Regions from separate parts of the Homo sapiens genome. Here all the other regions are linked to region 1. Evidence: chromatin loops called from intact Hi-C (ENCODE). Cell type or tissue: prostate gland. All regions are shown on one strand. Each heading gives the region's core, and the rest is flanking DNA. Links, peaks and the distances in the headings are about the cores only. Region 1 has its middle 31 kb from the start of LINC02463. Region 2 has its middle 18 kb from the start of TBX3-AS1. Region 3 overlaps LOC105370003 (a long non-coding RNA gene). Region 4 overlaps LOC105370003 (a long non-coding RNA gene). Region 5 overlaps LOC124903026 (a long non-coding RNA gene).

The links. Peaks named below come from ENCODE experiments on the same cell type or tissue, not always from the same donor. Only the 100,000 strongest peaks of a DNase experiment are listed, where the experiment ranks them.
Region 2: a loop joins it to region 1, with 11 times the contacts of the local background. A loop is called at or near these places in 99 of 110 quality-filtered maps.
Region 3: it touches region 1 in a loop (4-fold over the local background); 43 of 110 quality-filtered maps call a loop at or near these places.
Region 4: a loop joins it to region 1, with 4 times the contacts of the local background. A loop is called at or near these places in 6 of 110 quality-filtered maps.
Region 5: it touches region 1 in a loop (5-fold over the local background); 15 of 110 quality-filtered maps call a loop at or near these places.

Annotation. Positions count from the first base shown.
Region 1 is chr12:115,913,973-115,920,418 of GRCh38, forward strand. No RefSeq gene overlaps it. Among named protein-coding and RNA genes, the nearest start is that of LINC02463, 31 kb to the left of the region's middle. In prostate gland, for the core only: a CTCF peak has its summit at 3,394 (motif pointing left); DNase peaks (open chromatin) are centred at 3,099 and 3,389; H3K4me3 peaks cover 572 bases; H3K27ac peaks cover 625 bases.
Region 2 is chr12:114,661,362-114,667,807 of GRCh38, forward strand. No RefSeq gene overlaps it. Among named protein-coding and RNA genes, the nearest start is that of TBX3-AS1, 18 kb to the right of the region's middle. In prostate gland, for the core only: CTCF peaks have their summits at 1,415 (motif pointing right) and 3,706; DNase peaks (open chromatin) are centred at 1,430, 2,013, 2,803 and 3,680; H3K4me3 peaks cover 2,938 bases; H3K27ac peaks cover 4,797 bases.
Region 3 is chr12:115,755,760-115,762,205 of GRCh38, forward strand. The region is part of intron 1 of LOC105370003 (a long non-coding RNA gene); the gene reads right to left. Among named protein-coding and RNA genes, the nearest start is that of LINC02463, 130 kb to the right of the region's middle. In prostate gland, for the core only: no CTCF peak of the experiment used is centred there; DNase peaks (open chromatin) are centred at 2,588, 3,312 and 4,672; H3K4me3 peaks cover 3,070 bases; H3K27ac peaks cover 5,000 bases.
Region 4 is chr12:115,628,983-115,635,428 of GRCh38, forward strand. The region is part of intron 1 of LOC105370003 (a long non-coding RNA gene); the gene reads right to left. The region is part of intron 2 of LOC105370002 (a long non-coding RNA gene); the gene reads right to left. Among named protein-coding and RNA genes, the nearest start is that of LINC02463, 250 kb to the right of the region's middle. In prostate gland, for the core only: a CTCF peak has its summit at 3,586 (motif pointing left); a DNase peak (open chromatin) is centred at 3,599.
Region 5 is chr12:114,621,970-114,628,415 of GRCh38, forward strand. LOC124903026 (a long non-coding RNA gene) reads left to right here. Exons shown (of 2, transcript XR_007063470.1): 1 at 1-42; 2 at 835-955. Among named protein-coding and RNA genes, the nearest start is that of TBX3-AS1, 57 kb to the right of the region's middle. In prostate gland, for the core only: a CTCF peak has its summit at 3,418 (motif pointing right); DNase peaks (open chromatin) are centred at 3,392 and 3,832; H3K27ac peaks cover 1,224 bases.

The DNA.
Region 1 (6,446 bases), core at 575-5,574:
CCTGGGTGACAGAGCGAGACTCCATCTCAAAAAATAAAATAAAATAAAAATAAACCCTAGAGGGTAACATCACTAGGTACCTCCAGTTCCTTGGAGGTTTTACTCCAAGATCAATGAGAAGAACATTAGGAAATTCACCCTGAGTGTCTGCCCTTCCTTCTGTCTTTAAATAGGGAAAGAGCAGGTTGGGAATGGTCCTAACGGTTAGGAAGTGTTCAGCTGCAGACAGACACCTCACCATGAGTGCCTTCAGCCATGGGGTTGGATTTTCCTGAATAATAAGTCTGAAGTGGGCCATCCAAGGCTTTCTGCACCTCAAGAATGCCAGAGCTCGGGATTGACGTTACTGCCATTCTGGTGGCTTCAACTCAGACTCAGCTCCAGCCACGACTGTCAGCCTCTTAAATGCAGTGGGGAGAGGAGAGAAAGGACATTTCCCAGAATTTCTCAGAGCAGCTGGCATTGACTCCCATTGGCCAGAACTGGGTCATATGGGTTCCCACAGCCAGCGAATGGGTAAAAATTCTTTGCCAAGGCCAATGTCAAAAAGGGTATTTCCTGGGTTTTCTTCCAGGATTTTTATAGTTTGAGGTCTTACATTTAAATATTTCATCCACCTTGCGTTGGTTTATATGGTGAAATGTAGGGGTCCAGTTTTGCTCTTCTGCACATGGCAGCCAGCAATCCCAGCGCCATTTGTTGAATAGAGACTCCTTTCCCCAACAATGGGATTTTACAAGCAAGCAGAGTGGGGTGGCCGGGGGTGCCCACAACAATCTTCTTCCCTGGGATGCACTTATGGGGAAGGGGGAATATTAGAGACACCGAGGATCCCCATCCTCAACTTCCCCAGGAGCTGAAGGTCATCAAGGCCTCAGGTGGTACCTAGCAGATGCCGACTGTGTGCCTAGCCTCATGCCTGACACAGAGACGTACAGGAGACATGGGCTGGTTCCTAAAACAATGGAGTCAGGTGATAGAAACAGGACACACACGTGCACACACACACGCACACAACTATATAAAGAGTGGGATCCTCAGTCGCTGCAGGCTGGCCTGATATAGTGGGTCCCAATGCCCTGGGCCTTGAAGAGTGGGAGGGTAGGGGGAGAAAGGAGAGGCAAGGGCATTCCAGGAAAGGGGCCCAGCCTGAGCAAAGGCAGACAGGAGCGTGTGATCTCAACCAAGAGCCTCTTTCCATATTGAAAAAACTTCTGTTAAATGGCAAGGTCTACACTGAATGCCAAGTATGCAGAGAGAAGAATCTCAGTCCTTTTCCTCAATGAGCTCATGGTCTTTCAGGCATCCATTCACTTCTACCCCCTGCCCACCCCATGCAAAACAATCGATGAATATCATTTGCTATAACCCAAGCACGGTGCTAAGCACTTCGCAGACATAATCTCAGTTGATCAGCACAATAAACCTACCAGTAGGAACCATTAAGACCCTCAGTTTACAGAGGAGGAAAAAAATGGGCACAAAGAGGTTAAATAGCTAGAGAGGCAGGAAGAGGGTAAGAGGGCATCAGTGGGGTAAAAGAATACTGTGTTCCCTGTAAATGTATATAATTACGATTTGTCCATCAAAAATAATATTAATACAAAGCAAACAAAAATACTATGTGCCAATCTTAGTTCAGCCACAAACATCCTGTGTGAACCTGGGCAAGTCCTCTCCCACCCTGGGCCTCAGCTTACCCACCTGTAAAAGGGATGCAAAGTCTCAGAGCTGCAAGGCTCTGAGGTATGAGGGTCTGCAGATGCTGCCGTGCATTAGAAATACCTGAGGACCTGCTAAAAGTCTTGATGTCCTGGTCCGATCACAGGCCAATTAAATCAGAATGTCGATGGGTGGAAGGCAAGCACAGCTTTGCTTTGTTTTGTTTGAGACAATGTCTTACTCTGTGGCCCGGGCTGGAGTGCAGCAGCGCAATCACGGTTCACTGCAGCCTCGACCTCCTGGATTCAAGTGATCCTCCCACCTCAGAGTAGCTGGGACTACAGGTGCTGCCACCACACCCAGCCATTTTTTTTTAATGGTCTCCAGGTGATTCCAAAAGTGAAACAAAGTTTGGGAACCACTGGTCTGAGGATTCCCACTTTCTGGCCTCTTGTGATACCACGGGGATAGCCTGAGACAGGATGAGGGTATTGAGCCAAAAAATAAATTAAATTAAATATCCAGAATAGGCAAATCCATGGAGAGAGGAAGCAGATGAGCAGTTGCCAGGGACTGGGAGGAGAGGAGAATGGGGTACAGGGTTTCCTTTTGGGGGAAATGAAAATGTTGGGAAACTAGATAGTGGTGATAGTTGCACAACACTGAATGTGCTGAACTGTATGCTTTAAGAAGGTGAAAATGGGGCCGGGCACGGTGGCTCACACCTGTAATCCCAGCACTTTGGGAGGCCAAGGCAGGCGGATCACTTGAGGTCAGGAGTTCGAGACCAACCTGGCCAACATGGCAAAACCTCATCTCTACCAAAAAATACAAAAATTAGCCAGGCATGGTGGTGGGCACCTGTAGTCTCAGCTACTCTGGAAGCTGAGGCAGGAGAATCAGTTGAACCCGGGAGGCAGAGGCTGCAGTGAGCTGAGATCCACCACTGCTGTCCAGCCTGGGCAACAGAGCAAGACCCTGTCTCAGACAAACGAGATGGTGAAAATCGGAATCTCTATGCTATGTGTCTTTTACCACAACATTTTAAAAAACAAAGCAAGCAGGGAGGGAGGGAGGGATGGAAAAGAAAAATAGAAATTACAGTAAAAATAGGGCATGACTTACAGGAGGTCAGAACTTTAAGGTCAAACAGGGGGACACCCAGGATAAGAGCTTAGCCTCTGGAGGCCGACCCAGGTTCAAATCCCCACTCTACAACTTGCTAACTGGGTGTTGTGTGATCGTGAGCAAGTGACCTCCCCTCTCTGATCCTCTATTGGTGCGTCTGTAAAACGGAGGTAAGCAAAGCACCGACCTCAGCGAGTGGCCGCGAGGCTGGAATAGCAAACGCCGGGCATACACGGCGTGATGAGTGAAGGCCGCTGTGACTCTGGGCCCGCGGGAAATCATCTCGGGAGTTTTGTGGGGACCAAGCACAAGGGAGGAGAGGCGCCCCAGCGCGAGGCTGTCCCCACCCCAACCCCGCGGCCCGGGGGCCCCGACTCAGCGCGGTCCTGGCCTCACCTGGTGCTGCTGACCGCCCACGCCCGCCGCCCGCCTTTCATCTCCCCTGCCCGTGGCTCCGGGCACTGCTTTCCCAATTGCCCGGACCACGCCAGCGCCCGGGCTCTCGGCTTCGCGCGGGGCTGGGCGGGCGGAGCGCGGCAGCCTCCAGGTAGGGCCGCCGCCAGGTGAAGCCGCGCCGCTTCGCCTCTTCCCGGTCTGTGGCGACACCTGCTGGCCGTCCGTGGAAGGACACACCCTCCGCTCCCACCACCTGCTTCCATTCAGCCCATTCATCACTCAGCCCCTCACTATGCGCCCTGCAGGTATCGCGCCAGGTGTCCGGGACTTTCAGGCAGAGAAATTAAGCAAAGAAAAAAATGCAGGTTGCATCATTTCTTTTTCAGACACAGAATAATTTTAGTTGGGGAGATCCCAGCCAACTTAAAAGAAGCTAAGAAACTCTCCATGGGATGGGAGTGGAACTAATCCAAGCATCAGAAACAGCCTGTGCAAAGGCCTGGAGATAGGAAGGAGCCCCGCTCTTTGGAGGAAGTGAAATTGACCAGGAAACTTGAGCAGAGTGGGATATGGTATGAAGTTTGCAGAGACCAGGTGAGACCTTCCTTCCACGCTGTCACTGTTACGTTGGAACAGGCCTGGAACGAAAGGGATCTGCCCTATTTTATAGACTGTGGTGGTGATCTAGAGGGATTCTCTCCAGACACATCTGCTGTGGGTTTCTGAGAATCATTTATTCATTCAACAAACTTTTCCTGAGCAGCTTTTATGTGCCAAGGGCTGTGCTAAGTATAAAATGCACAATGGCAATGAGACATATTCCTTGAGGTGCTCCTAATCTTGTGAGAATATCTAACCAGACCAGGAAGACTGGAGAAGTCTTCCTTTCTCAGGAGCTCTTTCAATCCTCCACATCCCAGCCCCCCAAGACAAACACAAAGGAATGAATCCATAATGGTGGACATTTGAGATAAGTGGAGGGTAGTAGAGGAGATATTTGAGCTTTTGAAAGCATGCTAGAGGAATGAATCCCTATCCCCACTGAGCTCCAGTTTTGTACAGGGAAAAAATTAAGTCACAGAGGGATTGAGTCAGGAAACCAAGCTAGACCGCTACAGAGATGTCAGGATCTTCAGGGCAAGTTAAGCTCAGAGGACTTGTCTTGGTAATAGGGGTTCACCCAAGTTCTAGGACAGAACTTTTGCAAGAGGATTCTCAAAACACACCCACCCAAGGCAGGCTGATGGAGCTCACATGACCCACCACCATCTTCTACATCATCTGCCTCAGCTGGAACTTGCCCGGAACCAGCTCCCAAGTCACTGATTGATGAAACCAAAGAAGGTTTACTAAGCACAGACCCTGTTCCAGTATTGCAGTCTCGGGCTGGAATACGCTTACAAAGATAAAGGCCACCCGTGAACAGCAAAGGGCAGGTTGATGTTTAAACAAATTATTTCAACCTGCTGTGATAAAATGAGGAAATGGAGGTGATTTGCAATTTTTAGGAGACACAGTAAGCTGTAGGATTCATCCTGAGCAGCTTTATGCATTAATCTGTGTTCGCACTGCTATAAAGAAATACCCAAGACTGGGTAATTTATAAAGGAAAGAGGTTTAATAGACTCACAGTTCCACCTGGCTGGGGAGGCCTCAGGAAACTTACAATCATGGTGGAAGGCGAAGGGGAAGCAGGCACCCTCTTCACAAGGCAGCAGAAGAACGTGAGTGCAAGAAGGAGGACGTGCCAGACTTTAAAACTATCAGCTCTCGTGAGAACTCACTCACTATCACGAGAACACCATGGGGGAACCACCCCCATGATCCAATCACTTCCCTCCCTCAACACGTGGGAATTACAGGTCCTTTCCTGTGTTTTAACTTCCCTCCAGGTGATTCTGATGCCCTCTGAAGATTGAGAACCTCTGATCAAGGAAGAAAAGTCCAGAGGAGCCTATAAATGTGTTTTTAACAAGCTACCCAGGCGATTTTGTATGACCCATGTGTCTGGAAACAGTACTTTAGTTGAAGCCACTGATTTTTCTTTTCACCTTTTACATTGCCTATTACATTGCCTATTTCTTCTTTATCTCAGAATGAATGTCTCATCTTCATTCTATAAGAATGTGGTTTTTTCTCATGAAGAGTCATGTTCCACACCAAAAAGCCAAGAGAACAGATGGTATCAACTAGAGAAATAGCAACCTAGGGCTCTCCTGATTTTAGCATTGAACGTCCCATGTCCCAGAAGAACCTTAACTTCTGAGCAAACTGGGACAGTTGATCACCCTACATGGATATTTATACATGGGCATTTACTGTGACCCAAAGAACAATCAACATAAAATGCTGAGAGTCTTGGATTATACATTCCACAACATTTTCATGCCAGTCCTAATTCTAATCCACATCTTGAAATCTTCACCATCGTTATCTTTATGACTTACTATTTCTGATCCACTTTAATTAACAAAGCTTACAGACAAAATGCTACACATTTCATTCTTCTGGCCATTTGACTTATGAATATCATTAAAACTTGACTGTGTAAATTGAAAATGAGCATTCTGTGATTTAGCAATTCCACTCTTAAGTTTCTAGGAGAAACTTCTAGAGAAGTTAGGTAGAAGAGACTTCTACCTTGCTACATTGATTGCAGTCCTCTTGGAATATAGAAGCAACACAAATGATCAACAGGAGAATGGATGACTATATTGTGTTGTTTTGAAACAGGAGAATGCTACATGGAACTGTAAAGTAAATGAACCAAAGCCACATATATCTACACGGATACCTCAGAAACATAGTCTTGTGTGCAGAAATCAAGTTGCAGGAAGCTATATCTACCTTATTCACATGAAGTATAAATGACTGCAACTGGTGTATAAATCTTACAGATGCAGAATATGTAATAAAAATACAAAAATAGGGCCAGGCATGGTGGCTCATGCCCGTAATACCAGCACTTTGGGAGGCCGAGGCGGGCGGATCACGAGGTCAGGAGATCGAGACCATCCTGGCTAACACGGTGAAACCCAATCTCTACTAAAAATATAAAAAATTAGCTGGGCATGGTGGTGGGCACCTGTAGTCCCAGCTACTCGGGAGGCTGAGGCAGGAGAATGGCGTGAACCCAGGAGGCGGGGCTTGCAGTGAGCCAAGATTGCACCACTGCACTCCAGCCTGGGCGATAGAGCAAGACTCCATCTCAAAAAATATATATATAAAAATAGATATGCAAATAATACACACAGTACAAT
Region 2 (6,446 bases), core at 769-5,768, 1.3 Mb before region 1:
GAACCCCATAAGGCCAGGATTACCACTGGTGGGAAAGGCTGCCAGCAGCAGCTAGAATTGGCATAATCATCCTGGACCTCTCCCAGTAAGTGCGGGACCAGGAGAAGGCCTCATAAAAAAAGACAGCTAGTTGGAAGACCAACCTCATCTTACTCATCTTGGAGTATTTTTAACCCACACACTGAATCTCAACTCAATTAATATCAAGGCCAGGCACAGTGGCTTATGCCTGTAATCCCAGCACTTTAGGAGGCCTAGGCAGATGGATCACTTGAGGTCAGGAGTTCGAGACCAGCCTGGCCAACATGGTGAGACCCCCATCTCTACTGAAAATACAAAAATAAGCCAGGTGTGGTGGTGCATGCCTGTAATCCCAGTTACTCAGGAGGCTGAGACAGAATCACTTGTACCCAGGAGGTGGAGGTTGCAGTGAGACGAGATCATGCCACTGTACTCCAACCTGGATGACAGAGCAAGATTCAGTCTCAGAAAATAAATAAATAAATAAATAAATAAATGTCAGTTGAATTAAATAGATGGAGATTGGTGAAATTGGAAATTGGCATAGGAGATGAAGAAATTTTCTAGAACGCTCAAGAGGGAAAAAATGCTAAGTAAGGCTGGACATGGTGGCTCACGCTTGTAATCCCAGGACTTTAGGAGGCTGAGGCGGGTGGATTGCTTGAGCTGAGGAGTTTAAGACAAGCCTGGGCAATATGGCAAAACCCTGTCTCTACCAGAAATACAAAAAAAAAAAAAAATAGCCAAGCAAGGTGGCACAAGCCTATAGTCCCAGCTACTTGGGAGGCTGAGGTAGGAGAATTGCTTGAGCCCAGGGGGTAGAAGTTGCAGTGAGCTGAGATTGTATGCCTCTGCACTCCAGCCTGGGTGACAGAGCCAGACCCTGCCTAAAAAAAAAAAAAAAAAAAAAAAAAAAAAAAAAAAAAAAAAAAAAAAAAACCTCTGTCTTTGTTGGAATTTCCAAAACGGGAAGGAAGTAGGAACTATTGACAGAGCAGGTGCTTTGCAAGGATATTTGTCCCTTGCTCTTTACAGCACATCTGCCTGTAAGGATGTGGGTATCATTATTCCACTTTTATTTTATGAGGAATTAAGACCCAGAAAAGTTAAGCCACCTGGCCAAAGGACACTCAAAAAGTAGGTGGCAAAGCCAGGACTCCAGTCCCATTTTTCTGCCTCCAAATTCTAGTTATTTGCCTTGCCACCATTCTCTCTATCTCTTAGTTTCCAGGAAATGGCCATGGGGTTTGCTTCACTGGAATGCAATTCCATGAGAACAGAGACCATGTCCCAGTGATGATTAATTGCTGAATAAATGAATGATAACGTAAATGAGTATGTGACTCAGCCTTCCAGAAGTATTGGAAAAGCCCCATGCACTTTCCTATGGCACCAGCAGATGGCGGCAAAAGAGCAGCTTAGCAAAGGCAGAGGCAAACACTTGGCGTTTCTTTCATTTATGTATCCTCTCTTCCTTGATCTTTGCAAAACAGGTAGCTTGCATTTCCCCCATCCTCCACCTTCACTACTCCCCTCCCCCCATTCTGGGAGGAACCAAGAGGTAGTGCTCACAGACTGCAGTCCCCTCTTTCTGTTTTGACCTCTTTGCCCCACCTCAGAGACAAGGTTATTTCAAGAAATGGAAGAAGAAATAACACCAGAAGAACTTTAATGGCAATGAAAACCAGTGCAGAAATGACCTTTTTATTGACAAATAGAGAAAAGGTATCATGTCCCCAGCTGCTGATGAGGCAGACACAGACTGTCCCCCAACATTGGCCTCATCATCCATACTTTTGTGATTTGCCTTGAAGGGAAGTATGGGGTAGAATAGAGGTGGGCAGGGGGAATTTCTTGTTGCGAGGAACTGAAACGGAAGTGTTGGGGATGGGATGGTGGCAGTGGAGAGGAGAGGGTAGCCTTGGTTTACATCATTTTGTTTGAAATCAGTCTTGATTTCCTTGACGCCAGGAGGAAATCCATCCCTAAGTGGCCAAGCACCACCCAGAGGCATTTATTTAGTCAGGGCCTAAGAGTGACAAGGGACTTCCCTGTGATCCTATTTTAACAGAGGGGAGGAAAGAGGAATAACTATCTTTTCCCTTGAACATTCTGCAGTGTCTAGACTATTCCTTTATGTCTGTGAATTTTCATGTGTGGTTGGTATGTTTACCTGAAGAAAAAGTGAAAGAGACACAAGAAGGGCACAATGATAGAGAGAAAATACATCCACTGCAACCACTACAACCTCTGCCTTCCAAATTAGTGGGATCCCTGGGCACATTTAAACTTGACCCACACACATGTTTTGGGTAGATGCCTACTTTGTTCTAGGCTTTGCTGAGCAATGAAGAGAAAGGGAATTACCTGCATTGAAAGAGGTCCAAGCCTCCCCCTTGTTCATTTTTGCCCCAAGGAAAAGATTCAGGTGATTCTCAGGCCCCAAACTACCCCCTTCCAAACTATTCACTCTGATGTTCCAAAATTCAAACCCCTCTCCAAGCAATCACAAGAATAAGGGTAAAACATTAAAAAAAAAAAAAAAAAAAAAAGCCCCCATTCCACCAGGTATGAAAAGAACTAAGCCTTTCTGAAGACCCAAACATGGGTGAAACCTGTCCATAGCACATGTCATCCTGACGTATGTGGAGGTGGAAGGTGTAGGGGTGCAGGGGCCAGGGAACCCCCAACCTGGACCCCAATAATCTCTCCATGAAGGGGACTCCCTTGTAGCTCGTTTTACCCTTGATCTTGAGGTGGGAGGCACCTACTAAAAAGCAATGTTGTTTTATGAAAAGTGGTTTCCTTTTATTACCTGTGATAGCCCAGTGGGGGTGGCCCTAGCAACAGGAAATTAACACAGAATTCATTGGAGGGCGATAATGATTGTTCATAACCATTGGGTTGATAAGTTAATATCATTAATTACTCAACAAATTATACAATGCCCGAGGCCTTGGGGTCTGGAGACTATTTAAGATAAGCAAGGAAATAGCGTCCTTCCCTGAGAGACACAGAGAGAAATCTTCTAAAGTTAAATTCTACTTAGCCAAGACTAGAATCGTTAGGGACCACCTGAAATGTTCCCCAATCCTCTCATTTCGTATTGTTCCCAGAGAGTGATGGGGGGGGTCTTAATTTATTTGGGCTCACACACTTCTGAGAATCGGAGATAAATTGTAGGATCCCGTCGAGAAATGTGCACCTCTGCACAATAACAAACTTGCGTATGATTTCAGGAGATTCACGGGAAGTCCTGAGCCCTCTCTTCCTGTTAGAAGTCCTAGCCCTGGGACTAATCCCCAATTAGCTCAAGGGTGCCGGCTCTGGAGGAGTGGGTGCCCTGGGGGCGGGGTGGGCGGGGGGGAAGCCGGGTGTCGGTTGGGGTGGTGGGTGCGCCATTTGGCAGATACATATTCAGCGCTGGTGCTTCTAACAGGCTCCCACTGCGGCTGTATGCCTGGGTTGGGAGGGTTGGAGGTTGAGGGTGACTAAGGTAACGACCGGAGACAGCTGGCGCTTCTGCGCGAGTGAAGGGCGCCCGGTCCCGGCATAAAAAAAAAAAAAGTTTTGTCAACGATGCCCGCGTTCGGGACTGGGGTGGACAATGCGCAAAAGCGTTAGGAAAAAAGTTCGCGCCCGACTGTGGGTTCTGTGCCTGCGGTGTTCTTGACGCTTTGGGGACATTTGGGAGGCAAAGGGTGCACCTTCCTGGGCCCGCCGCGCGGGCGCGAAGAGGACCTAGGCGAGAGTTGGCTGTGCGGGCCTGGGGAAGCGAGTCTGTCCTCCGGGTGCAATTCCCCAACCCGAAACCAGAGCCCGGGTCATTAGCGGGAAACCGAAGTGGCGCGGGGATCGCATTTCAAAAGCTCAAAGAGACAGGCTGACTGGGAGCGCTGGAATTGGGGCGGGGGGGTGGGGGGGCGATGGTGGGGGTCGGGGATGGTGAGGGGAAGAGCCGGACCGCCCGGACAGTAGCCGTACAGATTCCAACTGGTTGGGTCCCACCCCCACAAAACCCTCCTCTCTTTTGCGCCCCCCGCCCCCCGATTCCAGAGGCTGCGCCTGAGTCTCATTCACTGCTTTGGGGAGACCCGGGACCCAAAGGCCGTCAGAATTCACCCCAGCCGCGGGACAGAAGCGCCTTACGTTTTGGGGGCAGGCGCTATTCCCTACTCAAGCCAGTTATTTCCACCCCTACCCAGTGTGCAGCCAGACCCAAGCTCTGGCTCTCTAGGGCCGTGGGGCCTGCAGTTGTCCAGGCTGCGGGAACCTGGGCCGCACTGCCGGGTAACCAGGCAGCGCTTTTCCTTCGCGGGGCTGCACCCTCAGCACCCCTTCGCCGGCTTCTCTGTAGAATCCTTCTTTCCACCAGCTGAACCCCTGGGCTTCTAGCTGGGGCCAAAACGTTGGAAGTGAGAGGGCGGAAAAAACTAAAATGTCATAGGTTCCTGGAAGCTGGGCAGGGTTGAACCCAGAAAGAGCGAAGATCTCTCTGCCTGCGGCGTCTCCACCTGCAGTCCCCGGACTGCGCTCGGCCTTGGCGCCTGGGTAGACAGAACATAGCAAATGCTAGGGACGCGGGGGAGGATCTGAGGCCAGCAGAGAAAGCCTCAGACACCCAAAGCCCCAGTCTTGGTTCCAGACCCCGCGGGAGAGGGAAACCCCGGCGTCAGCTTGGTGGTCGCCCTGCGGGCCCCGGCGTACGCCAGCGCTGTTGGAATTTCCTCTCCCCCGCGGTTTCCCTCGCGGTTCAGATCGGGACCAGAACGCGATCAGCTTCAGTGCCCCGCCGCAGGCATTTTTAAATAGAGTATTGCGTCCCCCATTCAGCCTCTCTCTTCCTCTACCGGGGAACAAAGGCCCCAAAACCGCGGTCTTAGCTGGGACGGGTGTCCCAGGACACACAAGAGGGTTGGCCGGGGAGGGGGATGCTGAAATAAAAGCTGTCCTTTTACATAGCACGACAGATGCACAAAGAAATTTGAACGTTCTCGTATTAAAAAAAAAAAAAAAAAAAAAAAAAAAAAAAAAAGCCTGCGGCACACTCCAAAATCCGGAACATCCCCTCAGATTTCTGTAAATCCGGGACATATGCGCCGCAGGTACGTACACCTTCAGCTGAATTAGGAAAGGGAATTACAGTGGATCCTGGAGCCCACTTCGGTTTGAATCCTGGCTCCATAATTTCCCCCAGAGGATCTTGGGTAAGTGATTTAATGGTCTATGCCTCAGTTTCCTCTCTTGTAAAACAGAGATAAAGATCATATATCGTTTATGGGGTTAACTGTGAAGGCTAACGGGGGTCACTTTTATGGGGTGCTTCACCGAGTGCCTGGCTTGTGCACGTGTCCCTTGTATGCCAAGTATTTATATTATTCTTGTTTCGTGTACTTTGAACTCCGACATCTGCAACATATACTTCTTGATTATACGCATCTTGATTATAAAACAACCAAATGCATCTACATCCGGAACTGTCTTGCGCATGAACTTCTAAACCCAAATTGGAAGAGACAGCTACAGATGGAGCACGCACAGCTACACGCAAACATACACATATCCTTCTAACACCTGCAGCTCCTGGCCCCAGAATGCAGACACCCAAGAGCTACCCTTAGATAGGAGTCTATACTGGGCTACCTACAGAAGAACCCAGGTCGCCGCTGGCGGCCTCGCAGCTGCACCCCGACAGCCACTTTCTTGGCTGGTTGCCGTGAGGTCACATTGGAAACCAGCGAGGCAGAAAGCGCGCTGTCGTGAAGCGTTGCAAGCCTCTCGTAGCGGCCTGAAGGCGGCTGTCTGTCTGCTGGCTTAGGGGAAAGGTCAGAATCTGGGTTTTCCTTCTTGGATGGAAATTTTTTTAAGGGCCTACACGTCAGGAACTGTCCCCACAAAGAAAGAGTGGGTCCCAGAACAGCGCAGATCTAGAGAGAGGCCCTAATCGCGCGAGCGCGCACACACACACGCCCTCTTGCACACACCCGGCTCCTTCAGGTTGCCGGGACCTCGGGAGGAGGGAGCCGCAAGGTCGTGACCCCTGCCTCTGCCCGAGCGCGCCCTTCGGCCCCTGCAATTAGCGCCGGGAGGTCAGCAGGAACCCGGACGCCTTCACCCGCGGCTCAAAGCACAGCAAAAGGCGACCCCATCCCCTCCCCTCCGCGGGTCTCAGACTCCAGGGCGCAGCCAGGACTGGAGCCGACCTTCCCGACAGGCAGGGGTTGGAGGCCTCTGACCGGCACCCGCATTTGTCACCTTAAATCTACAAGTCACGAAGGTGCTGGGCCCTGCAGGCTGCGGTAGCTGACCCTCGTAGGGACTGCTGCTCCCGCGAGTCATGGCCTTTGTCCTTGTAGACGCGGCCAGGTTAAAAAACAAAAACTTCCAAAGTTGTGGAGTAAAAAAGAGAGCATCCTGGTACTGGC
Region 3 (6,446 bases), core at 879-5,878, 160 kb before region 1:
TTGTTGGAATACTGGTTTGGAACATCTAAAGAGAAAATGGTTGCAATGTTGCAGAATTTTTCTTCTTTCAGTAATGATCAAACTAGCAGCTGCTTTCAGCAAAAGTTCTTAATGTCACAGTGCTCCCTGGAGTATTGCCTAGAAGGGACCCTAACGTCAACCTTTTAACTTCCCTTCCTCACTCTACTTGTTTTTCTTACAATGGGGGGAGGAAGGGATAGGAAAAATTTTAAACAGTCTCAGAAGCTTTTGAAGAGCTGCCACTGGCCAGGGGAAAGGAGGATTTCGAGAAATAACTTCCGATTTATTTCAGATAGTTAGGAGAAGGGGGAAAAGGGAATAAGACCTTTCTCTTCATTTTTGTCTCCCCCCCGCCCTTACCCCCTTAATCCTATTTTAGTTGAGGTCTGACCTTGGAAATTTCCAAAGGACTTTAATCTCCTGTACTTCAAATTGCTAAAGGGAGCTGAAAGAAAGAGTGCTGCATGTGGGTAAAGGTGGTTTAAAATGGTTTATTTATGAATGGTTTAGGCTTTCCTGATAGTAAGAATGTTAACTAGTTCGTTAGGCACTCTCTGTAAATATAAACCTTTTTCAAAAAATTTATTTCCTCCTTTTTTTTTCCTTCAGACAAAATGCATTCAATCATTAAACCTCAGCGGAGAAAAATGATCTTAAGCCTCCTGCCCCTGGGCAGATCTGACACACTCAAACGTTAATATTCTCAGATAGCTTGGAAATGCCATTTGGTGCTTTCTATAACTACACTGCTCTTCCCCAATCCCCCGCTGCCCTCTGCAACTTCTACCAGAGAAAACAAATTACCTTCATCTTGAAAGGGGGGGAGGTAGGTAGAAAACAAGAGAATGAATTGTTTTTATAAATATTTTAGAGATATGAAAGAAATCCAGGCACTGAATACGTTATGCAGATCTCAAATTAGGGGAGGTACGAACTGATTGAAATCATTAAGTATTTCACTTTTCAGATGAAAGGCTCTCGTTTTGCATTGCCATGTAGAGTTCTGATGTAATTCAAAGTGTCATTTTTGGAGGGGTTTTGGTGATTAAGACTTTTTCATTTCTCTCATTAAAGGGCCGATTTTCCTGATGTGGGTTGTAACTTCGTTCCAATCTGAAATTTCACCCACCCCTTCTCCCCGCCCAAAAAAAGGTCTATATTTACGACTGATTTTTGAAAGAATAACACATCCAGTTGTATACATATTTTTTAACTGTTTTTGATTGTATTGAATTACGAAATGCAGAAACCACTTTGCCGTCATTCTCAAAAGTCCATTTTAAATCACGAGATACGTCAAGGTATAATTACTCATATTTAAAACATTCTGTAATTATAAGAAGAAAGAATAGAAAAATGGCTTTAATAAAAGGCTATTGGAAGCAATTGACTCTCAGCAAATGTTGGTCTTTTATAAAGTTCATAATTTCCCAGTAAATTATTTTTAGTTACTAAACATCTTAAACATGAAGGATCTTAAAAGAATTCCTCATCTGCCACCACACATACATGCACAGAAAAAAATTATAAAGTTTTCTAAAAGTGCGTTTTTAAAAGACCTCAGAAACGGAAATATTTCTCAGGAAATGTCGAACACAAATGTCTATATAATATCTACATGAAATAATAAATCAAAATCAGTTTTTTTCATCTGACAAAACACAATAAACGGGTTTAGAATATTGTTTGAAGCATTTTTTTTAGCTTTCCAAAAGACCAATAATAGATGATGCCCTATTGGGAAAGATAACATGTGTTTTCTTGTAGCTTGGTGGGAAAAATATTTTTTGCTCTTTGTAAAGGAAATCAGATATATATTTGGGGGAAAAGAATATAATGTTTCACTGTGATACGGTCCAACAAAAACCCAGGAAATTCAAGGTTCAACTGATGCTTGGCTAAAAATTCACACCATTGTGCCCCTTTACTGATGGCAGATTTCGAAGCCCAGAATGTATGGGTGAACCTCAAGTTTCCTAACTTCAGCCTCTTATGTCTAAACATCAAATTGTTATTTAACTATTAGCCGGTGTTAGACTGCCTGCCATTTTTTTTCTTTTGTTTTCCCTTGGATATTTTATATCTTTGCTGATCTTTCCAGCACATCACCTGAAACGTATATACTGCATTTTAATCCCAATGGCTGATGCTATCTCTGGATAAGCTGAATTTCTTTTTCAATGGGAAGGGTATTGGACGAGAGAGAAGAATCACAGAATAGCAGGGTGTTTGAGCTGAGAGAAACTGGGGATACAGAGAAAGTAAGAGAAAACACAGATGGAATGAAAAGCTGGAGAACTGGGATAGAAGGGGACCCAGAATTGTCAATGGATTTCTTTTGGTCTATGCCTAGAAATACATTAACTGTTAGGGAGTCTTCCCTTCAGGAAAGTCTCAGTTCCAGAATCAAATTATAGGACCCAACACATTGTCAAATATTTAAACCTCTAGTGCCATACCATTTGTAGATTTCGAGATCATTACTTTACTACTAGATTGTTAATTACAATGAAGTAATGGCAGACTGGGCTTGTAGATTTTATGGATGCCGCTTCTGTGTGAGTGATTGTTAATACTAAAAGCTTAAACTTTAACTGCATTTTAAGCATCTGGGACTGGAGCGAAAGCGGGAGCTGTGAGTAAATGCTTTCAGCAGGTATGTAGTTAGTTATTAAAATGGGCTTTGAAGCTCTCTTTTGGTGTATTTCTGCATATTTTAAGGGTCCAGGCCAAAAAGAAAAAAAACACTTTTTTTTTAATGCACTTAATTTGGATTTCATTGAATTTTCTTCACGCACTGATGTTAGGATATTTTGACAAATGTAATTCCCCAACCCCTCTGTATGAAAGAAAAGAAACTCTTTTTTGAAGAGATTTAGAAAGGGGAAGAAAAATCCTTTTTAAAAGGCTTAAGGGTAAGGAGGGGTAAAGCGAATAAGTGGTAGGGGAGGCTTTTATTTTCTAAAGCTCAAATTCCAAAGAAGAAGGACAGTCCACGTAAGAACTGAAACTAATTTACCTGAACCCTTTGTCACTGCCTGGCTCTTGACTATTAAATGATTCTTTTCAGTAGCCAATAAAACCAAATCAAAAGCATGTTTTGGATGGAGGGGTGGTGCCAGGCAATTCCCCCCACATGAAAAGCCAAACTATGCTGTGTTTGTTTTGGTTTTCCCCTAAGAGGATTTTCAGAGAAGGGGCTGGGGTTTGGGCCACCCTCCTTGGCCCCACTCCTATGAGGGAATATAGGGGACTGTTTCGTTCTCGTCCACGAAGCTAAACTGCCCATCGGTATTACCCAAAAAGGAAAGAGAAAGTGCCTGCCCTGCAGTCAGGTCTACAAACCCTGATGTTTTGTCTTTGTTTCCCTCTCAAAGGCTGTTTTAAGATCCCTGCCAATGCAAAGACTTGGGGAACTGTTTGTCACTTTTCAGAAAACAGCTCAGACTTTCTGGGCCTTAATATCCCTACCTTTAAACAGCACCGATATTCACTGCCTTCTGTCTTCGAAGATGCTAGAGATGTTGTTTTCAAAGATTTGGGAATCCTTAAAAGCAAAGAGCTACATAAAAATACAGAGATTAAAAAAAATGGCAGCCCACTTCTTTCCATTCCTGATGCCCAGTTTGGTTTGAATACGTAAGAATTCTGTAACAGTGCCTAATAACGATTACTAATAACAAAAGTATCTAACACAGAGTGGGCCTTCAATATTGAATATTTAACCTTAGTAGAGGTATTAGCCTTTCAAACTCTTCCCATCTTTAAACTGGAAGGGAATTTTTGCCCTATTTTATCAAGTAGTGGAAGACATGAAGATAAGACAGTTCGATAATTACAGTCCCCGGAATTTCCATGCTTGAACAAGGATTTGAGGTACCTTATTTCAAGTCTCTTTTCCAGACAATGAAATGCACCCAATTGAAAAATGGATGAACTAAAGCTTTTCTCTGCTCTCCCGTCCAAATTAGATTGGTTACTCAATTTGACTGAGTGCTTAGAAATTAGTCAATAAGGCAACTAATTAATAATTTGACTGGGGGGAAAAAGTCAATTTCTCAGCCGCACACAGGCACAAGTCTGAGGGCTTCCTGAGGCACCTCGCCACATGCCTCCAGCAATACCTTGCCGCATTGAAAATCTGCAGGCTGAGTTAAAAAGGGAATCCTGGGTTCAGTTCACTTTATATTAGGCCTTTACTTCTAGTGGAATAGCATAGTAGAGGAATATGATGTGCAGAGAAAAAAGCAGTGAGAGATAGTTAATACAAAATAGAATAATATATTGTATATATTGTATGTAATATATATTTATAAACTACATTGCAAAAAAATAATAATATGGTCTTATAATCATGATGTAGCAAGTATTTATTATGTGCCAGGTATTATGCTAAGTAAGCACTCTGAATACATTATCTTATTTAATCCTGTGATCACACAATGAGGTAGGTACTATGATCCCCATTTTACAGGTAAGGAAACCGAGGCCCAGAGAGCTGAACCACTTACCAACCAAGAAAAAACAGCCAGATTTTGAAACCAGATTCACGGATCCCAAATCCTGTTTTCCAATTCTTCTCTACAAACACGGGGAAAATTAACCAAGGGACTCATTGCCAATTTTCCGCCTGCGCAGAGGAAAACTGGCATCCTGGACTAACCCTAATTTGGTATGTGGCCAGGGACAAGGCATAGTGAGCCTCAGGTTCCCATGGACAAAACCAGGAAGGTCCTCTAGCAGTGGCTTCATAAAATAGCCTTATCATTTAATGCATCTGGTTCTACCAAGAAACATGTTTTTTAAGAAAATATCACATTAATTAAGAAAATATCTGGTTGTATTCAGAAGATGGCAAAACTTGAAAAGACACTAGGATTTTTTTTAATGTAGAGTGAACCTTAAGTGAACATTTAGACAGCCTTCGTGATTTAGTTGTTAAGAACAAAAACCAGCCTAGGTTTGATTCAAGCTCTATAACTTCCTGGGAAAGTGGGGCTTCACCTCACTGAGCCTCACTTTCCTCATCTGTAAGACTGGAATAATAGTATTAACACATACATACATACCTCATAGAATTGTTGTGGGGATTAAGTGAGAAGATGCTTATATTGCGAACAGCAAAGTGCCTAGCACACAGCAAATGCTTAGTAAGTGGTACCTAGAATATGGATGATGGTAATGGAGTTGATGATGAGGATGATGGTGATGTTGATGGTGATGATGGCATGATAATGTTGGTGAAAATGGTGATGATGGGAATGATGACGATTATATATGATGATTGGGGTGATAATGGTGATAGTGGTGTTCTTAGCAAAAGGGTTGATGGTAATGGTGTTAATTTACTCAGTTTACAGATGAGACAATTGAAGCCCCAAAGTCACATGCTAATAACCAGCTGAGTGGAGACTAGAAATCTATTTCCTGGTGCTGGCCCATTGCCTTTTCCATTGCCCCATGCTAAAAATAAGTGGAGTAGGATTTAGCTGAAGGAAGCTGGGAACTGCAGGTCAGAGCTGAGAACCAGCAGCTTCAGCCTTTTCTCCTCCACCCCCAGCTCATTTTACAATGCCAGAGAAATCACTTTGTCCTCACCAGACCTCATACCCTGCCTTTTATGGACGATGCCACCATCTGATGTTTAACTGAGAGGTAAGGGGAGAAGGTGAGTTGAGGAAAGCTACTTTTTAACCAATAAGTAGCTCCCAGTGATTTGAGTGCAGCTGATCTCACACTGCATTTTGAGAAATTCTCCCTGGGGGAATTGATTTACTTTCTGGTTTCAGCCCAAGAGATAAAAATAATCCATTGAATTTGTCAATTTCATTTTCCAGATGGGGCTAAGTGGTCCCTCAAGGGGCTTGTGATGAACCATGTGAGAAACCAGAGTTGAAGGAAAAGAACAGAATGAGAAAGAGGAAAAAAAAAACATAGATGCTACATGCCAAGCAGTAGCAGCAGAATTGACATTTTAGGTCAGCACAGATTCCCAAAGAGCACTGAATTTTCCTAATAATGAGAGAAATTGGTTTTAGGATTCAAAGGAACCACACCATCAGGGGACAGTTGCCCCAGGAGTCCAAGGCTAACAAATAGGAAGAACAGGCAATACATTTTCCCTGAGTTATCCATGGCAGACATTGCTAACAGATAGTGGCATTCTCCACCAAGCCCAAAGCAGCCTCCCAGTGTCTCTGAATCCTAGAGCTCCAAGCAGCCATGAGCAATCAATCAGAGTAGACACAGAGATGAAAACTATTTTCTACTTGGCATGTGAGTGCAAGACCAGTAAGCGATTCATAAGGTCTTGAACCAAACAAACAAACAAAAAAAAAAAAACAATAATAGACTAGATCGGGGAGGGGTTATCATGTCAGGTAAAAAAACACATAGGAGCTCCAAGGATTTAGGCTTCCTAGGCT
Region 4 (6,446 bases), core at 870-5,869, 280 kb before region 1:
AGAGACAATAAATACAGTATGTAGTATGTTAAATGGTAATAAATGCTAAAGAGGAAACACAGAGGAAAAAGAAGAGGCTTATGAGTTGTGGGGGTAGAAAAGGGGTGGGAATATCAAATGGGACCATCAGAGAAGATCTCACTGAGAAGAGGATATTTGTGCAAAGCCCTGAGGGAGTAAGGACTCTACAAGAATATCTGATGAAAGAGCATTCCAGACAGAAAGAACAGCAGGTGCAAAGTCCCCAAGGCAGGACCATGCCTGGAGGATTCAAGGGGCAACAAGGGTGCCCATGTGGCTGGAACAGAGAGAGACAGAAGTATGAGATGGGGTCAGAGATGATGGCAGGCCATAATAAAAACTAGGCTTTTACAGTGAGTGAGATGGGAATCATTGGGGGATTTGGAGCAAAAAGTGACACAATTTTATATTTTAACAAAATAAATCTGGCCTCTGTGTTGAAAATAGAACTTTAGGGCAACACAGGTGAGGGCAGAAAGGCTAGTTAGGAGGCTGCCGGAATAATCCAGGGGGGAAATGGCATGAGTTTCCCAGGTGATAGCAGTGGAAGAAGTTAGTGGTATATTCTAAAGACACATCACCTATAGATGCATAGATATGGATGGATGGATGGATGGATGGACAGGTGGATGGATAATGGATGGATGGATGATGGATGGATGGATGAATGAGTGCTGGATGGAGAATGGATGACTAGGATACGATAGCATATTGTAATGTATAACACATAAGTGAACATATCAAAATTTGAGGGAGGGCCAATGAGATTCTGCAGTTAGTCTAGAAAAGGTAGAAATAGCATATTCCTTTCCTCAGGAAATTTACCATTCTAGAGTGACTCCCCCAACAATCCTGAAGGCAGATATTATCATGCCCAATTTATAGAGGAGGAAACTGAGATTCAGAGAAGTTTCCACCCTCCCCTCCCCGGCCCCCCGCCGCAATGTCAAACAACTAGTAAGTGGCAACACCAATATTCCAAAATTCTATCTCACTCCAAATCTTCGGGGCAAATACTGTAACCTGAGAAATGGGAAACATGTCCCTTCACCCCAAAGAAACATACAGGGCAAAAGAAAGAAACATTTACAGAGGAGAAGAACTAAAAAAGAATCAAAAGTCGGCAGTTTGTTTATAAGTACAGGAGATGGAAGTGGGGGCAAGCAGTTCATAAAAAGTGTCAGCTGAGAGAGACGAATAAAGATCTTTCCGTCTAAGATGACCTGACATGAGTAGAGACTGCATCCGTAGGCGTCACGCTCTTTCTCCAAGGCTGCAGTTATTTATCTGCTTGAGCTCTTGTTTTTTCCCTTGCTTTAAAGTGAAATGCGCAAACACTCCCACTTCAAAGGGAAAAATCCTCATAAATGTCATTTTACTGCCGGCCTAGAAGAATAGCATCAACAGATCCTGAAAGCAGGGTGGGTGCAGGGACCCCAGGCATGTCTGTGACTAAGAAGGAAAATGGTCACTGGTTGCTGCGATAGCAGAGAAGCCAGCCTTGAATGAACTCAGCTGAGTACATGCCTATAGCAGCTAAGATCATGGCTAAGACCATGACACTGCCTTAGTTCAAATCCAAAATATGTCTCTTTTTAGTCAGACAAGTCCCTCGACAAAACTGGGCCTTGGTTTCTTCGTCTGTAAAATGGAGTGATTTCAAAGTTATTTTTAGGGTTTTAAAAAGTTCAATGTGATATACCTAGCACAGTGCCTGGCAAGTAAGTCTTCAGCAGATGTTAGCTGTTGTCTTTGGGTATCTCTCGCATGGACAGATCTGGGTCTGATTGTTATGGTGCTTCTTGTGGCAGAAAGTGAGTGGCGTCTTCTCATATATGTGGGCATTCAAGATGTGAATTATCAGGTAAGATGCAGGTACCCAGGTAAGAAATAGGAACTTGGAAAGCAGGCTGTAGAAACTGGGCCAACACTACTGACTAGAGACCCAAGAGTTATTCCTCCTCCCTTCTCCCTGGCTACCATCCGCTGTAGAGGCTAGAAAGCGAAACACGGTCAGCCTCCCTTGCAGCTATGGGACTAGTCCTGTTCAGGAAACAGAAATGAAAGCCGGCAAGGGAGAATTTTGGAAACATTATATATAATTTGATAAAAAGAGACAGCCTTAACCTGGACCTTCCCATTTTCCCTTTTCTTCTTTCCCCTCTGGCAATGCAGGAAGTAACCATCTTGTGGCCATGAGGGAGAGCCCAAGAGAATCCCAGGAGCTCTCAAAAGAATACTATTGGCTTACTGAGCCAATGCCAACAATCTACTGCATACTCACAAGGACTTCTGATATGTGGGTGATTTAAGCCTCTGTCATTAGGTTTTCCATGATTTGCAGTCATTTGCATTTTTAGCTAACACAAACACAAGAGGGAAAAGTCCTTCCTTTCCTTAGGCCCAGTTCCCCCGAATCTCAACTTCAAGCAGCCTAGATGTCATCAGGAATACCTCCAGCTTGTTGGAAAACGTTGGCTTCTGCTTCATCAATAGCCAGGAAATAGGCAGAAAGACACCCTAAAGACACTTCAAGCCAAAGAGGAATGTAACTTAGCTAGTGGGACAAATCATCTATTTCTTCTCAATGTCCTCTCAGTTTATTTCCCTTGTGCCATCCCAGAGCCTTTAGGGAGATGCTATTTGACATCCTGTCCTGGTCTCAGATTTGCTACAGGGAATTAGAAGGAGGGCTGCAAGTCTGCCTAGGTTAGATCATTGAATGGAGAATGAGGACTGGCCAAGGGAAATTGGTATCTTGGGGGAAAGAAAATCAGAGCTTTAAGATTTCCTCCCTTCTTTCACACTGTGGAGTCAAGACTGATTTTGTTCAGGGCCCAGGAAGTTCCTAACAGCTACAGCAGAGTTTTCCAAACAGTTTCCTTCTTCAAGTTCTCAGCTTAAAAAGGAAGTTCACAGATAATTGACACCTCAACCCTATTTACATTGCTTGTTCAATCGAGTTCATTCTCCCCAAAAACTAAAGCACATGTCTACATCAGATGAGTTTCTTAATGCTTATCCTACAGATAAAATACATTCTGCCATTACAGTCCTTAATCATTTATTCATGCATGTGTGGGCTGATTGATTGATGAACTGATTGATTCTTTAACATTTGTTGAGCACCTACTGTAGGCCAAATTCTGCATGGAATGGAATTTTAAGTATGACAAGTGGCACATGCCAGCCTTTGTATGGAAACAACATCCTGGGTTTCATCCACTTCCTATGATAAACCTTCTTCAAAACTCATCTAGGGAAACTTCCTCCCAATCTATACATTCCATAATTTACCACCTGGTTGATATTTTTATTGGTTTTGCTCCAAGAGAGCCTAGTTGCAGTTGTTCAAACAGTTTTGCTTAGTCAGCCTGCAAATGAATTTTTAAAAATATCTTGGCAAGTGTACAACTTGCATTGGAGAATTCTGCATGACTTTATTGTGCTTTTACAGAGGGTAGGAGTATATAGAATGGAATATATCACAAAACCTTTGTAGTAGTTTTGGAAGATGGGGGACAAATTGCTTTGCTCAGGACATATAACCACACTACCACCTGGTGGTAATGTTGTACCTGAAACCCTTGAATAAAGGTGGCCCTGAGCCCAAATTTTTGGTGAAATTTATGAATTGGAGAGAGATTTTTCATGTATGAAATTAAAAGGGCCAAGCATCCATGTAAAACCATATCTCAGAAATCTGATGAAAATTCAGATCAATACTTCCCAATTATCATCTTTAACTGCCATATTTATGGTGAATCATAACTGTTCTCAGAAGCAAAGTGCTTTTCATGTGCCTGACTTGAGATAACATTACTATTGCTTCCATTTCACAGCTGAGAAAACGGAGGCTCAAAGAGGCCATGGAACTGCCCAGGGTGTAGAGTTAGCAAAATAGGGAAGCCAGGACTCAAACCCACATTTTCTGATGCTGAAAAACACACTATGCATTTAGGAAGGGTATCATTATACTTTTGGGTGCTGTTTAAATTGAAAATCAATGCATGAATCAATGACATAACAGAGCACATTGGCATCAAGGCAAGTAAATAGAATAAAGAAAACAATAGGTAGTGTGTCTGTATCTGTGTTGACTGATTATACATAGGACAAATAGCCTTGTCTTAGGTTAGGCCAGATGCCCTAGAAGCAGAGCCTGGGACAAGGATTAGGTGCCAGTGATTTATTGAGTGCCCTTAAGAGAAACCTATATTGGTATGGAAGAAACAAGATAGAAAAGTGGAAGAAGTCAGGCAATGATGTGGTTTCAGGTAAAATCTAGCCTCATCCTGATCTGACCAGGAGCCCTGGGGTGTTAATGGCACTGCACACCTTGAGATGAGGAGACTTGACTTTTGTACCCCAGCATATGCCAGTCACTGACTATGGGCTGCCATGGAAGGGAATGTAAAACTCTCAGTTTCCTGCAGGCAAAGTGGCTCCAGTCACTCCAAAGCAATTCTCTGAAGAAGGGTTGGAGGTATGAGCAGTTAGCAGCACCCTACACAACAGCTGGGTGATGCAGACTCAGTTGCCAAAGAGGATCCCAGGGGATCAGGTAAGGCACCAACAGCATCCCTACAGATCCCCAAATCTGCAAAAGGGAGACACAACGAGATGACTGTCAGTGTAGCCTAATTTCTCCAGGAAACAGCCTATCCACACCACCAGGAAGAAAGGCCTCTGCCCTGTTTCTAAGCACTGTTCAATTCACACAATCTTTCCTAATAGGGTCAGAGAGAATATGATATTTCAGTTGGGAATGGAATTGAAAAAAATTATTCAGGTGGGTTCATAAGTAAGGGTGGGACAGGAATACAAATTGGAAATAATCACACGTCCAATTCTAGAAAAACGACTAGGTAAATTATAACACAGCCACATGGCAGAATATCATGCCTTCATTAACACTGAAGGTCATACTAAGAATTGGTGATTGTCACCTTTCATCTGGCTTATTTCCATCTGAACTCCTGGCTTCTATCTATGTCTCCTACAGCCTATGTATTAGTCAGGGTTCTCCAGAAGGACATAACTAATAGGATCTATGTATATATGAGACAGAGTTTATTAGGGAGAATTAACCCACACCATCACAAGGCGAAGTCCCATGATAGACTCTCTGTAAACTGGGGAAGAAATAAGCCAGTAGTAGCTCAGTCTGAGTCCAAAAGCCTCAAAAATAGAAAAGCCAACAGTGCAGACTTCAGTCTGTGGCCCAAGGCCCAAGAGCCCCCTGGCAAATCACTGATATAAATCCAAGAGTCCAAAGGCTGAAGAACCTGGAGTCTGATGTCCAAGGGCAGGAAGAGCGGAAGGAAGCATCCAGCTTGGGAGAAAGATGAAAGCCAGAACACTTAGCAAGCAAGGTCATCCCACCTTCTTTTGCCTGCTTTGTTCCAGCTGTACTCACAGCCGATTGGATGGTGCTCACCCACACTGAGGATGGGTATTCCTCGCCAACTCCACTGACTCGAATGTCAATTTCCTCTGGCAGCACCCTTACAGACACACCCAGAAACAATACTTTTACCAGCTATCTAGGCATCCTTCAATCCAATCAAGTTGACACCTAATATTAATCATCACAGCCTATGATAAACACAACAGCTAGAGATCAGTTTTAAAATCACAGATCAATTCACATGATGCTTATGCTTTCAAAACTTTCTGACAGCTTCTCATCGTACTTTTAATGAAAGTCACAGTCCTCACCCTAGCTCACAGGGTCGTACAAGCCCTCAGAAATCTGCTCCCTGCTATCTTTCTCACACCAACTCCTACCACTCTCCCCATCCCCGGCCACTCCCTTCTAGCCACTGTGGCCTCCATGAGGTGCCTCAAATGCACCCGCACACACTCACCCCGGGGCCTTTGCACAGTGGTTCCCTCTGCCTGGATGTTCTTTTTGCTGACTCCCTCACCTCCTTCAGTTCTAGGCCCAGGTGCCAGTTTCTCATTAAGGCCTTCTCCAGCTACCCTGTTTACAATTTAAACACATACACACACACACACACACACACACACACACACACACACACACAGGAACTCTTTCCTCCTTTCCTGCTTTATTTTTCTTCATCACATCTAGTATTACCATCTCACACCTATATATTTTTTGCATTTGTTTTGTGTACTATTTCTCTGAACTAGAAAGTAAGATCTGAGAAGGCAGGTATTTGGGTTCATGCCATTCACTTCTGTGTCCCCAGCATCTAGGACGATTACACAGTGGGTGCTCCAAAAGTATATGCTGATTGAGTGAATGAAGAAATAAATGACTAATGGAGACACTGCACTTGCTTAATAGAAAAATACACTTGTTATGAAAGCAGAATGCACAAATATATACACTCAGAATGAGTTTACTTACACAAAATAAATATACGTCTTGCAGAAGAAAGAGACTGGAAGGAAAT
Region 5 (6,446 bases), core at 947-5,946, 1.3 Mb before region 1:
AGATGCAGAATTAGGACTTGAAGGACCAAGATCACATTGCAAGTAAGTGGAGAAACCAGAATTCCTACCCATGTCTCTCTGGCTGCAGAACCCACATGCTTTTGATAAGTAACACTCACCCCAGGTAAAGCTGGGAAGAATCAAAGTTATGTATCTGCTATCAGGACCATGACACCCAAAAGTCAGTCCCTAAAATGGATTACTCAGACAGAGACATTTCACTTTATCGAGAATTATTTTCTTAAATAAGAGTCCTTCATGGGCATCTCGCAAAGTGTCTCTCCACATTGGGACTCATTCATGTCCTGCCTGCTGCTGCTGTATTCCTTGGAGAGACCCAAGATTGTGGGAATGGGATGTGCTGAGTGTGGGAAGATGTTTGTTTGGAAGCCTAAGGTTTTATGGGAATTCCTTCATCTCTGGGGATAAATGGTAGCTTACGCTAAGCCCCTGATATACATGCTGATTAACTTAGATTGAAATTTGTGATGGGAAAATTCAAACAGAGGCATTTCCTCCAATCCACCCCCCTCTCCATTGAACTTTGACCACAACCGCAAACACCACCAAGAAACAGCTTTCCATAATAAAATAATATTAAATAATTCACTGGCAATTATAGATAACTTCCAGAATTTAACCAAATCCCATCAATCCCGTGTATCATGTACCATTAGAATACCCATTTTTATGGATGAGAAAACTGAGGCTCAGAGAGGGAAGTGATTTGACCCAGGTCAAAGAGCTAGGAAGTAGAAGAGGCAGAATTTGAACCAAGTTCTGTTTGATTCAGAAGCTGGTCCTCTTTATAACTGCAAAACTGATTTCTTACAGATAGGGAAGAAGAGAACAAATCAGTTGGAAGAAACAGAATGAGCAAAGTCAAGAAGACGTAAAAGCAAGGTGCATCTGACTTTACAATTCAATAGAATAAAAAACACAACAATGACGAAAATGGTGTAAAATCTGTTCATTATAAAGTGACTACCTTCACCCAGAAGAAGTCCCTCCAGTAAGGGTTCACAGGGGGGATAATGTTTGAGTCTTGAAGACCATGTCAAATGCCAATCATCTAGAAGGACGTTATTATTAATATTACTATGTTGGTGGCCATAACTATTAGCATTATTTGTGTATGTGCTGATATGGTTTGGCTCTGTGTCCCCACCCAAATCTCATCTCCAATTGTAATCCCCACAGTGAGGTGGGGATTACGGAGGGACGTGTAATCCTCAGGTGTGGAGGGAGGGAAGCGATTGGATCATGGGGGTGGTTTCCCCGATGCTGTTCTCGTGATAGTGAGTTCTCACGAGAGCTGATGGTTTTAAAGTCTGGCACTTCCTCCTTCTCACACTCACTCTCTCCTGCCACCTTGTGAAGAAGGTGCTTGCTTCCCCTTCGCCTTCCACCACGATTGTAAGATTCCTGAGGCCTCCCCAGCCAGGTGGAACTGTGAGTCTATTAAACCTCTTTCCTTCATAAATTACCCAGTCTTGGGTATTTCTTTATAGCAGTGCGAAAGTGGACTAATATATGTGCATTGGTGAGAGTCAATAGTTGTATGTGACAGAATCCCAACTCAAACTAGCTTTAAGAGAAAAATGAGATTCACTGATTTACGTATGTGGAAAGGAAAACGTGGTTACATAGATTCTAACAATATTGGCTGGTCTCAACTCAGCCCTCTTTAACTCTCTTCTGCCTTGCCTCTCAATGCATTGGTCTCATTCTAAAGCTATTTAGCTGGGTTTTCCTGGCTACAGCATAGCTCCAGGCAGCTTCAGGTGAGTGACATCAATCACCTCAGCACCCCAAAGCTAAAAAGAAAAGCCTTTTGCCTCCAGCATTGAGGGACATAATGCCTAGAAATGATCCTATTGGTTAGGTTGGGGTTTTATGGTTCTCCCTGAGCTAATCACTGAGGCCAGGACATGGGAATCTGTGATTGGCCAACTCTGGGTCACATGGCCCACCATCACCCATAACAGCCAACCAGTAAAATTGCTTCTCTCATAAAGCTGATGTGACCATTAAATGAGTTAATATTTGTGAATGCTCAGAAAAGTGCTTGGCAAATATTAAATATTAAACCTTCAACAAATGTTAGTCATCAGTTTACCTCTTTTCATTCCCTCAAGACATCCAAGCTCCTCTCCTTGACTGCTGAGACCAGAGCTCATGTACCCCTTTTATTAACAAAACAGCCACTTTCAGGCACCATCATATTTGATGCCTCATAAGAATACTGTGAATATGGCTGGGCACAGTGGCTTATGCCTGTAACCCCAGCACTTTAGGAGGTCAAGGTGGGTGGATCACTTGAGGCCAGGAGTTCGAGACCAGCCTGGCCATCCTGGTGAAACTGCGCGTGGTGGTATGTGCCTGTATTCCTAGCTACTTGGAAGGCTGAGGTGGGAGGGTTGCTTGAACCTGGGAGGCAGAGGTAGCAGTGAACCAAGATCATGCCACTGCACTCCAGCCTGGGCGAGAGAATGAGACTCTGTCTCAAAAAAAAAAAATGCTGTGAATAGTTGTATATTTTCGTTCTCATTTTAGAAAAGAGAAAATTGTGAGGCTCAGCATCTGCCTTAGTCCAAGAGCAGTGGCTGCATGTCAATAAGTAGCTTTAGAAAGAATGCCTTTGACAGACGGGAAACAGAGTCCCAGAGAGCAAAGGGACCTCTTCACATTGTGTCAGTAACAGAGCCTGGTTTCAACTCGACTCTCCCAAACTCTCTCCGCCTCTCTTCTAAGTGCACTGGCCTCATTCTCGTGCTATTTCTCAGTCCTGGCCTCATGTTATTCCCTTGATATGAAGCTTTAGTTCACTGGCTGCCTCTTCAATGCCAGCGCCTGGGCTGAGCCCTTTTCTTGCATTACTTATCGCATCCCTGTTTTCACATGGCCCTCTGAGAGGTCAAGTGACTTCCTCAAGGTCATACAGCAAGAAAGTGGCAGAGGCAGGATTAAGATTAGGACTATCAGACCCTGGAATCCATACTTGAGATCTCTGTACCAAACTGTCTTTGGCTCAGATTAAGTTTACTGAAGGATTTCCGGGATGTTGCTTTGTGCCAGATCAGGAAGACGTATGGGGCAGTAGAAAGGGTGTACACTTAAGGACCAGCGAGAATTGGAATGGAACTCTAGCTTTGCAACTAGTAAGCCGCTTGACCTTGGAGGGGTTAACTTCTCTGAGCCCTGGTTTCTTCTCTCTGACATGGGGATAACTCTTGCGTTGCAAGGCTTGGATTGATAGTGTATGTAACGCTCGGTGAAGAGTCTCAGTAAATATTTAGATAATGACCATTCCATTGCTAGTCTTATTGTTACCTAAAGAGTGTGAGTTTAACTACAACTGGCCGCTGCCAAGGGACTAACCATCTAAGCAATGAAAGAGCATTGTCACCAGGGGGCAGCAGAGCTCCAGCAGAATCTGCAGGGCCTCACTACGCCCACCTCAATTCTGGTCATGACCTTTGGGGGACCTCAAAAGTCTAATCAGCCTGGCTTTTGTGTGGTTTGATCATAGAAGGAAATTGCAGGCGCCTCTTACTTTAAGCAAAGCCAATCGTTTAAGAGCCCCAGACTTCTGGAATTAGATAAAGCTGGCTGCATGACTTTGAATAAGTCATTAACCTTTCTAAGCCTTTGTCTCCTCATCTTTAAAATATGTATAATGTCAGTAACCACACCGTGGTGACGTTATAAAAATTAAATGAGAACATGTAAAGTAAAGCACTGTGGGCAAACAGTAAGGATCAAAACACAATAAATAGTCATTTAAAATGAAGGCCAGGCACATTGGCTCAGGCCTGTAATCCCAGCACTGTGGTAGGCCAAGGCGGGAGGATCACTTGAGGTCAGGAGTTGGAGACCAGCCTGGCTAACATGATGAAACTTCATCTCAACTGAAAATACAAATATTAGCTGGGCATGGTGATGCATGCCTGTAATCCCAGCTACTCGGGAGGCTGAGGCAGGAGAATCACTTGAACCTGGGAGGTAGAGGTTGCAGGGAGCTGAGATCATGCCACTGCACTCCAGCCTGGGTGACAGAACAAGACTCTGTCCAAAAAAAAAACAAAAAAAAAAACCGATTAAGCACACAATGAAGTTTTTCACTAAAAATTTTTAAACTTTTTTTAAAAAGTACTTGATTATACCAAAAAACTTATTGGGACATGCAAGCAGAGATCTGTGTGGAAGGATGTTCACTGCAGTGTTGTTTATAATAGCAGAAAAATTGGAAAAATAGAAAGTTCAACAATAGGGCAAAACCAACCAAACAGAACTGGTTAAATAAGTTTAAGGGTTCTTGTATTAACAAATGCTGAGCAACCTTGACCTAATGTGAATAAACTTTGACATGAAGAGACAACAACAATATATTCTTGAATAAAAACCAAGTGTGCAAGCCAGCAAGTGTAGTACAACCCCATGTATGCAAAATTGCCTCATTCTACCATAAAGACACATGCATGTGCATGTTCACTGCAGCACTGTTCACAATAGCAAAGACACGGAATCAACCTAAATGCCCATCAATGACAGGCTGGATAAAAAAATATATGGTACCTATGCACCGTGGAATATTATGCAGTCATAAAAAAACGAGATCATGTCTTTTGTGGGAACATGGATAGAGCTGGAGGCCATCATCCTTAGCAAACTAGCACAGGAATATAAAACCAAATACTGCATGTTCTTATGCATAAGTGGAAGCTAAATGATAACATATGAACACAGAGAGGAACAGCAGACACTGGTGCCTACTTGAGGGGGGAGGGTCAGAGGAGGGAGAGGAGCAGAAAAGACAACTATTGGGTACTGAGCTTAATACCTGGGTGATGTAATAATATGTACAACAAACCCCTGTGACATGTGTTTATCTATGTAACAAACCTTTACATATAACCCCAGACCTAAAATAAAAATTAAAAGAAAAAAAACAAAATTGCGTCTGTGTGTATGTCTGTGTGTGTGCACCACATGTGCGTGTACATTCTCAGAGTTATGTGGGAGATCCATCCGATATAAACAGTGGTTACCTTTGGGCAGTGGGATTTGGAGGTAACTTTTAGCTTTATATTTTAAAAGAAAAATAAAAAGAGAGAAGTTGCAAGTATAGTACAATGAAGTCCTATACTCCCTTCAGTCAGATTCAGCATTGCCAACATTGTGCCACATTCGCTTTATCTATACCTACACCTATACCTATATCTCTCTATATACCTACACCTATACCTATCTCTCTATATACCTACACCTATACCTATCTCTCTATATACCTACAGCTATGCCCATGTCTACCTATCTGTATCTACCAATATGCCTATGCCAATACATATATCTACCTATATACCTATGCCTGTACCTATATCTACCTACATACCTACTCTTGTACCTATATTTACCTACATACATGTGCCAGTCCCTATATCTACCTACATACCTATGCCTGTACCTATATCTAACTACATACCTAGATCTATATCTATCTATATATGTATGCCTATAGCTCTATCTACCTACATACCTATGCCTATACCTATATCTACCTGTATACCTACACCTATACTTATATCTACCTATATACCTATAGCTATATCTATCTATATACCTACAACTATATCTATATCTATCTATATACCTACAACTATATCTATATCTACCTGTATACCTATGCCTATACCTATATCTACCTACATACCTATGCCTATATTTACCTGTATACCTACACCTATACTTATATATACCTATATACCTATAGCTATATCTATCTATATACCTACAACTGTATCTATATCTATGTGTATACCTATACCTATACGTATAACTACCTATGTACCTACACCTATACCTATATCTATCTATATACCTGTACCTATGTCTATATACCTATGCCCATACCCATATCTATTTATATACCTACGCATATACTTGTATCTACCTATCTACCTACACCTATATCTACATACATGTTATGATTGTTATTTTTGTGGAACCATTTTGAAAGCAAGTTGAAAACATCAAGAAGTTCTATCCCTTAGTTCTTCAGCGTGCATCTTCTAAGAGCAAGAACATTCTCCTCTTACATAATCACAGCACAGTTATTTTATTTCTATTATCTAACATGCATACAAATTTCACCAGTTATATATAAATGTGTGTGTGTGTGTGTACACATACAGCATCATCTTCACAACTTGAAAGCACCATACAAGTATTCCATTTGAGGAAAAGAACAAAATACAATTCAGATACTCGATGAGGTCTTTATTGTTGAAACAAATGTGAGCCAAAAGGCCACCATCAGGCTCTGCCCTGAACACTGCCCAGAAGAGCGGCTTCTCTCCCCTTCTTATGCTACCTGGGGTGGGGCAAATGGATCTCAGCTGGGAAGATTCTTCCTGGTTGACTCACTAGAGAAGCCCAAATGTCAC